Regions from separate parts of the Mus musculus genome. Here region 1 is linked to region 2. A link is a contact called in ENCODE Hi-C data. All regions are on one chromosome and are shown on one strand. Each heading gives the region's core, a stretch centred on a gene start or an enhancer-like site at or near the end of the contact. The rest is flanking DNA. Distances are from core to core; before and after follow the strand shown.

Region 1 (4,428 bases), core at 1,698-4,197, 210 kb after region 2:
AAGGTCACTTTGTTACATGTCTTGATGTGGATTCTGGTAATGAATACCATGATGTGACCCATGCAAAGTTCTGGGGACAAATAAACAGTGTCATTGTCAAATCCAAAAAATATATAATAATTTGATCGTTTTCAACCCCAATTACCATCTCTCATCCCCCCGCCCCTTCCCACCAAACCCCTTCTTCTTCCCAACTGACTGGATAGCTTTCTGTGTAAGATTTTTACAATTATTTCTGTGGTTCCGTAAATGAAGCATGTTTTTACAAGTGCCTGTAATTGCTCTGCTTAATAAAAAGACGGCTTTGAATGGCAGCATAGGAGTCGACTGTATTCATGATTAAAACAGTGTTTTCATGTTGTCTAGAACATGCTCAGTGTTTGGAATTCCTAATGTTATATGCCTGGAAGAGGAAACCATATGACAAAGAAAGATGTGCCTCACCTCGCTCACAAGGCAATTCCTTTCTATTGCCCGATTTTATTTCTCATAGCAAGCCCAGAAGCTGAGTGGAGCAATTATTATCTCTGACTCACAGACCCTCAAGAGGTCTGGAACAGAGAGAATGGATTTCCTGGGACCACAATGCTAATTCCTGTGGTCTTAGGAGTGAATCTCAGATACCCTGGGGATAACATGGCGCAGAAGCATCTTGGAGAGCCAGTACATTGCCATGGTCTCCAGGGTGCCCACTCAGCCTGGCCCTGTACGCCTGTGGCTTCAGCTCATGTCTGATGAGAACAAAATATCAAAGCAGGAAAGGTTCCACAGGCCGCTCTGCTCCTGGGACTCGTAGAAGAAACAGATTCTTGGTTTTGGCTTTTGCTTCCAAATCTACTTCTCTACCCTCCTCCTTCAGTAGTCTCTGCCCAGCAAACCAGAGGTAACGGGCAAGTGAAATGTGTGCCTAAAAGTTTGGTGGGATGAGATGGGCAGAGTGTCACTGTCACAATTCCATAAAAACTGTGCAGAGCAAACATTGTAGAGAAATGCACCAGGGCAGAATAAGCATTGCTTAAGAGCAGGAACTTTTCCTCTTTTGTCTCATCTTTGAATTCTTTATAGGAAATTAGCTTTTCAGTGATATCTTAATTGAAATGAGGGAAATGGTTTAGGCTACAGGATGTGGGCAGTCGTTAGGCAGCAGTGATCTCCCAGCCTCCCTGTCTAGGTTTTCTCTCTGGCCATGTAAGTGTGCCGAGAAGGCAGGTTAGGTCTCATGCAGAAGGTTCTCTGCCCTTTGCCATCTCTAGGTCAGGGGTCCCTGGCTACAAACTGCAGGAATTGATTTCACAGACTGCTAAAAAGCTGGGACTCCCACAAAGTCTAACCTTCCTCCGGGCATTGCTGGCGAGCAGTGTAGGTCCCATACTGAAAAATGACCTCTAATCCTGCACTTCCTGTGGGTTCCAGAGGCAGGGAGAGAGTCAGCACTTTGGCAAGACTGGTATGACCAACAGGAACATATTGTGCAAACCGCAGCAGTGGCCAATAGTACCCTCTTTCACATTTGGCCTGCTGACTCAGTGACTATTCCTCTGTCTCCAAGCCTTAACCAAAAACCAAAGCAGTCCACAACTAAAGAGATTCATCGCCTACAAATCTCCCAGGCCTGTCTACCGTGCAGCCTCCCTGCCCAGAGTCCACTGGCCATAACAGCAGGCTATTCGGACAGGTGGGGGCGAGAGTTAGCAGAATGTTTCATTGTGTCATATTGTCTACTCTGTGCTGTCTCTGGGGACCCAGAGAGTAAACACCTCTGATGAGAAGTACCGTCTGGAAGGATATGTTAGGCAGGAGCACTGACTCAAACAGCAAGCTGTACAAGCTTGTGTACGTTGTATTAATCTCCTGGAGGAAAGAGCAGAGGCGTGAGCTTTCTCGCAGCTGGTCGGCTTTCCAAGACGTTGTCACATTACCTAGTTTTCAGCCCTGTGTGGGGTACATGGATGCACACAAAAGCTTGTGAAAATATTCCTCTGGAAAGGCCCAGGGCTGCCCCTCATCTCCAGGAATGCCCGCCCGTTGCCTTGGAAACAGCCGAGGGCTGAGGTTGAGCCTCCGCATCCCTTGAGGAACAAGGCAGGTGCTCCCACCTGCTGGTCAGTGTAAGTTCCTCCTTGCTGTGTGGCTAGCAGATCTACAAACAGAACCCAGCACAAGAGTGAGGGCTCCCTTCCCCCTGAGAGAGAAGAAGATGTATGGCTGACTGTTTTCTTCTCCACTGACCGTCTTTAAAAACGAAGCCCGATTGCAACAATCCCTGATGAAATTCCATGTGTGGTTTGCTTTTGCTCCAAGGACTTTGACACTGCCATTGTTGATTTTCCCTTTCCCCCGCCAACCTTCCATCCTGTCTACCTGGTCTGTGTTTGCTGTCTAGATGGCTTTAAATACAGTAGCGCTCGGTGCGGAAGCCCTTTAGACTTTCCTTGTGATCTGCTCTGTGGCATGTTTTCTTTCTGCAAGTAAGCAAATACAGTCTGGAGCTGAAGTAAGATGGCTCTGCTGTCAGTGGAAATAGAAGTCCCCTGAGCCCCAAGGGTGCACAGCTTTTGTGATGCCCAGGTGCTATGTCTCCAACTGACGACCTGTGTGCTGCTGGGGCACCATCTAGGATCTGAGTGTCTGTTATCCAAAGCTTGGAAAATGGAGATAAACAGTGCACTGTATCATTGGAAGCCTAGGAGAAACAGCCCCACAGGCAAAGGCCTTTCCAACAGCCTGCAAAGGAGCCATTTGTCCTGCCTGCACTCACCACATGGGAGGCATAGTAAGTGCCACATGGAGTAAGTGCACAGCTAGGAAGTAACCCGACAGAATTTTCACCCGGCCCTAGGAAAGGCAAATGATTCTTTAGTGTGCTTACCTTTGTGCATGGTGATCAACTGGGCACAAATACCAGGACTGAGCCTCATGACTATCTGATGCAACCAACAGATAACTCCCAGATTCAGGGCAGACTAGCCATACCCTTGACCTCTTAAAGAACACAGACTCAACACTCCACCCTCTGAATCCTAACAGGAAGTTGCTTTCTTCACCAATAAACCCAGGCCCACATGCTTTCTCCAGTGACTCTTTTTCCTGAGAGATCTGTAAGATTCCTGGGCACGTCCTACACATGTCTAGCAAGCCTTTTGTGGGGACCCATCTGAATTGTGGAACAATACTGGAACAATAAAATGTGCTTTAGATTTTAATTTTTCATCATTGAATTTTTTGTAAATAACTTGTATAGATTACATTAGAAATATTTTATACACTGGGATAAATGACATGTTCTTAAAATGAAACTCACCTGGATTGTTTTGTTTTGTTTTGTTTTTACTTTATTTAATGTGGCCGCTTTCAATTTTTTGGTTTCTTGCAGGGGTGGGGGTGTTGGTTGAGTTTTTCTGAAACAAGCTCTCGGTATTTAACCTTGGCTAGGCTCAAACTCAGAGATCCACCTGCCTCTGCCTCTCAAGTGCTGGGATTAAAGGTGTAACACAACACACCTGACTGACATACACTTGTAAGTTTAGCCTCTCTGACTGGTGTTAGTATTAAAGGTTAGCCTAGCACATGACATTTAGGCTTACATTGCCATCTGCTGGCCAAGCCAAGAAATTGAATATGAGAAAAAAACCTAAGCAACCTGAGCTGGGTCTAATAGCCTGGGCTGGCCTGGAACTCCACAGGCCTCTGAGGGTGGCCTTAATCTTCCTGCCTCCACCTCCTCCCAAGTGCTAAGATTGCTGAGGTCATAACTGTGCAGGAGTTGCAGAAACAGATGTAACTGCAGAAGTTCCCAAACCATCAGCACCGCCTTAGCAAGGAAGGGCAGAGAGAAGCTGTTAAAAGTCACAGACCTGGGGCTGGAGAGATGGCTCAGTGGTTAAGAGCGCCAGCTGCTCTTCCGGAGGTCCTGAGTTCAATTCCCAGCACCCACACAGTGGTTCTCAACCATCTGTAATGGTATCTGAAGTCCTCTTCTGATGTGTCTAAAGACAGTGACAGTGTACTCAAATATATAAAATAAATAAATCATTTTTTAAAAATGTCACCGACCTGAACTCCAAACCCCATGGAGACTGACAAGGCCCTAGAGAGAGAGAGAGCCTGGGCTTGCTCTCAGCTTCTGCATCAGACACAAAGTCAATGTTTTCACACAAAACAATTAGGGTCTTCAGTAGCCCATGCTGGCCTTAAACTCAGTTTGTCAGTTTGTAGCTAAGGATGACCTTGAATTCCTAATTTCCATACCTTCACTTCTTGTGTTTATAGATGAGGACCACTCCCTGCATCAGGTCTCCATAGTTGCCGTTCTTACAAAATAATACATACTAAAATTAAACAACAGAGAAGACACCTCCAGAGTTGTGATATCCTCTCTTCATTGTTGTGGAGTTTTATTTATTTATTTCTATTTTATAGTTGTTTGTG
Region 2 (4,361 bases), core at 819-3,318:
TAACTCCCCTGATCACCTGCCTGTAGGAGTGAGCTGCGTGGCCACTCCGTTTCGAGATCTCACACAGCTGGTCACTTTTTCTCCATCAGAAGCGTGGCAAACTCTCCTCTCATTTCCTTGTGTCTGTCTGTCTCTTGTCTCCAGGGCCCCAGAAGTCCCGCCTATCCCTTCCACCCAGCAATTGGCCCATGGCTTCTTTACTGACAGATCATGAACCAATTGGAGAGCAGGATTTTAACATCAGGACCACCCCTACAGGACCAAACTGCCTATGTCTATATCCACGATCTGTGTTGCGTCTTTTGCAGTGGTATCAATGACTGCAGACTTATTATTAAGAAGGGCAGACCCTGAAGGCTTCCGTGACAAGCTCCCTGACCCCCCTCCCAACAATAAAAACAACAAAAGCAATCCAGACAGGAGCTATTGAAATGAGTCCTTAAAAATGTGATAAAGATGCTATAGCTCTTCACAGTTGATGGCTTCTGATAGGAATGGAGGTGGAAATGGACTCAATTTTATTTAAGGGACTGGCCACTGGGAGTTTGACCATGCTCCAATGTGGTAAATACAACTTGAACTTGGTGGGATTTTGCTATTGTTGTCATTGCTTTCATCTGGGGTTGGGGCAGGGCAAGGGTGTGAGGGTGGACCTGGGAGGAATGTGAAGCCAGTATGATCAGGTTGCATTGTATGATATTTTTAAATAATTAATGAAAATATTATGTTGGGAAAAAAGGGAAAGGTGGAAAGATAAAGTTAACTGTTAATTACTTCCAGCAGGATTCGCCCAGTTCTGGATAAAAAGAAGTGAGGGGGGAGCAAGAGAGAGAGGAAAGAAGAGGTGGTGAGGTGTTGCTAATTTGATTTGACTCCTGATTAGTTCCTTAGCTTCATCTTGCTCCAAGTTCAACTCTTGTCTCTACTCCATTAGAGTAGCTATTGAATGGGCCCACCAGCTTGTCCAGTATGTATTCCCTTCCTGCCCTCGCCCCTTTCTCAGAAACTACAGGATCCCTTCAGAAGGCCTCCCCTCCCCTCATGTGATGGTTTGTCTATGCTTAGCCCAGGGAGTGGTACTATTAGAAGGTGTGGCCCTGTTGGAGTAGGTGTGTCACTGTGTGTGGGCTTTAAGACCCTCATCCTAGCTGCCTGGAAGCCAGTATTCTGCTAGCTGCCTTCAGATGAAGACATAGAACTCTCAGCTCCTCCTGCACCATGCCTGCCTGGATGCTGCCATGTTCCTGCCTTGATGATAATGGACTGAACCTCTGAGCCTGTAAGCCAGCCCCAGTTAAATGTTGTCCTTATAAGAGTTTTCTCGGCCATGGTGTCTGTTCACAGCAGTAAAACCCTAAGACACCTCATCTAGCTTAAGTCCCCTGTTTGCTTTTGTGACCTCACCTCTGCAGTCCGGTGCTTGTTACAGTGGCGTTTCAATTATTCAGATCAGTCTTTACCATCCATCCCACAGTTAATCTCTGTGTTCTGTAGACCAGCAGATCCTTGTCTGTTTTTCCAGTGACCAGTACAGGAGCCGCCGTGTAGGAACTGCTCAATGCATAGCTGTCAAGTGGTCTTCTCCAGATACGGCTGGGGCCACAGGATGGCCGGCGATCCTTTCTTACTATGGTAATGCTTTCTAGGTAGAGGCATGTCCTCCAAGTGTCTCTGCCCTAGGGTACCTCACTCTGGCCATTGATCCCTGCAGGTGAATTTGCAGAGAACCAGATGTAAAACCAGGCTTTGCCAGTGCTGTCGAGCTGCTGAATAAGCCAGTCATGGGGCTGTTCTGCCCCCTGGCACTTCCACTCAGGGAAATAAAGCCTCCGTCTTGGTCACGTTAGGTTTACAGTTTTCTCTCATGAGATCAGTCTCTGACACAGAATGTCACAAGTGACTGACAAATGAGTGAGTAACTTTATCTCCCTTGGCCGGTTTACAGATTCCTCGTGTCCCTGTGTAATTGAGTTTTCGCTTCCTTCCTGTGAAGTCGGGCCTTGGTGACGATAATACTCAGCACTGAACCCAGATTGCTTTTGAGAGTTGCTGCCTTCACTCGATGCCCTGTAACCTGAACTTGAACTCCGACCCCCCACCTCTCACCCTTTGGCTCTGCACTTAGTTCGTAACTTCTTGGGGGCAAGTTCCTCTGTTAGGAGTTTGAGAGTCAGATGAAGTCATGCCGGCAGTTTCCTGTTTGCGAGCCTCTGAGCTGGTGACAAGCGCAGGCAGCTCTGACAGGTCTGTAGGTGTTGCCAGATGTGGCTCTGATTCACCCCCTCTGCTCGATAATTCCCCAGAGCTCTTCATCTCCCCAGCCGCCATCCCTGCTCTCCTCCTCGGGATGAGAAGATGTTGTGCCACCTTTCCGTGTGAGGAGATGAGCTGCTCACAGCCCGCCCCTTCATGCCCCACCTGCTTTTCTAGGGTTCAGGTGGGATGTTTATTGGTGCCTTTCTCTCCTCCCCCCATTAGTGTGGAACAGCCACAGTACAGGAGACTTTATTTGTTTCTGAACATTTTCTGTGTGAAGGACTTCGGTGCTCTACTGGCTCCAGTAGGCCCACCCACCACACACAAACACACCTCAGTGTAACACAACATAACCTGTGAAATGCAGGACTTTTCATAAATGCTACTTGAAACACAAAGACACTACTCTTCTCTCTCTGCTTAGCTGATTTCCCAGCCCTTGGGTAATAACAGGGAGAGACAGCCACCTGCTTTTGTAAAATGGTCCCTTGGTGATAAACCGCGGAGGCAAGCAGGTAGGTAACCCATCTGTGAGAGTTTGCCAGTGCCACGGGGAACACACACTGAATTTGTAATGTAAAAACTAGTGTTCTTAAACCAAAATAGGAATAGTGCTTTTGGCTCACCACCATCTTACACCATTAACAGGTTCTCTCTGAGATCAGGATTCAATCCTTGATACCTTAAAAGGTTAGAAGGACATAGCACAGATGCAGCAAAAGTGATTTGTACACTCAGGAAGTGCCAGACAAGAGTGTTAGTGTTCAAAGACACCAAACAACTACCCTTTCATGCTACCCAGAGCCCTCCTTGGTCCCCCGCACCTCCCAAAATACAGAGAATGGTTATTTGCTTGGCCCTACATGTACCTGAATGTATTCCTCTGTACCTTAATACTTTTAATAGAACTGTTTCCTTCCCTGACTTCTAAATTGTCAAGAAAAAAAAATACTGTGGTCCTTTCTATTCAGGGAACTGCGTTATAGTCTGGGTAAAGGACTTTACACAGCACTAAAATCTCATCCACCTCTTGCACTTATTTTGTTAGCCAGCACTTGTGCACAATATTGTATAAGAAGCACATGAATCTATAGATCAAATATGTCTGAGAATGAACAGACAAAAGTTCTAACTCATGAAGCTTATACGCAGCCAGGGAGGAAAAAAGATAAGCAAGAAGCAAACGGATGGTGCTGTGTTAGAACCTGACCATGGCTCCGAAGAAAACGGAGGAAATCCAGTGTGTGAGCAGAGGGCGGGGATGAGCAGAGGGTGGGGACGAGCAGAGGGTGGGGACGAGCAGAGGGTCGGTTTGCACAGAGGGAGCCAGTGCAGCCCTCTTGGGTTTCCTGGCTCATCGCTGTCAGTTTTACAGAATGCCATGGCAGCTTCTGTATTACAGCTATGACTCTGATGAAATGAGGGAAGTTCTGCCAGAGACTGACCCCCAGTGACTGGGGGCTTGCAGAGCAATGCAAAGATTACCTAGACTTTGTCTCAGGTTATCTGTCGGTTCAGTTTCCTTTTCTGAAAGTCATGTTTATCGAATAACAGATGAGCATGTCTCTGACACCTCCTGACAAATGTTCACAGTTAAACACAACCAGCTTCCTTTCTTAAGAGACCAAGAGATTCATCCAGCATGTTTCTTTTTTAAAGTCCTAAGAAGGCTCCCTTCATTGGGGCGTCTGGCCCACATCAGGGATGGATTTTGTAGTCCTGCTGCTGGCCCAGCCACATGGGAGAGCCTCACGCTGCGGGTAATCTGCTCCTTTTAACATGTGCTGTGTCTTGGTGGTGGTGGTTTAGGCTGCTGTGTCTTAGGCATGGAGCTTATTATGTCCATATAAATTGCAGATCGCTGACAGTGTGCTTTGAGTAGCATTGTGTCTGTGAGACCAGCTTTCTTGTGCGGCTCCCCTTCCTTTGTGTTTGCCATGTGGTTGGGTGTGTGAGCGATCCTCTTCTGCACTGTGGAATTCTGTGGATTTGTGTCTTCTCCCTGGCAGCTTGTCCACCCTCTTCCTCTCTGCACTCTACATTGTTTTGTTTTGTTTTGTTTTTTCCTGGATATTCTGTAGTGTGACTTCTCCACCCAGCTGAGT

Evidence for each region. Hi-C counts contacts between places; a loop is a spot of excess contacts on that map.
Region 1: a loop to region 2 is called in a map of T-helper 17 cell, with 2.6 times the contacts of the local background. The contact joins the promoter of Bach2os here to the enhancer-like site in region 2. A Hi-C loop is called at or near these places in 1 of 37 maps with a recorded cell type or tissue (T-helper 17 cell).

The regions. Positions count from the first base shown.
Region 1 is chr4:32,568,715-32,573,142 of GRCm38, forward strand. It overlaps Bach2os (BTB and CNC homology 2, opposite strand), which reads right to left and starts at 2,948. Exons shown (of 5, transcript NR_026843.1): 1 at 2,870-2,948. All of the region lies in intron 3 of Bach2 (BTB and CNC homology, basic leucine zipper transcription factor 2), which reads left to right.
Region 2 is chr4:32,361,648-32,366,008 of GRCm38, forward strand. It overlaps a transcript of Bach2 not described here. Among named protein-coding and RNA genes, the nearest start is that of Bach2, 54 kb to the right of the region's middle. Within about 2 kb of position 2,069, at least 1 of the 3 ENCODE cell types and tissues checked has a DNase peak (open chromatin) inside an H3K27ac peak, as active enhancers do.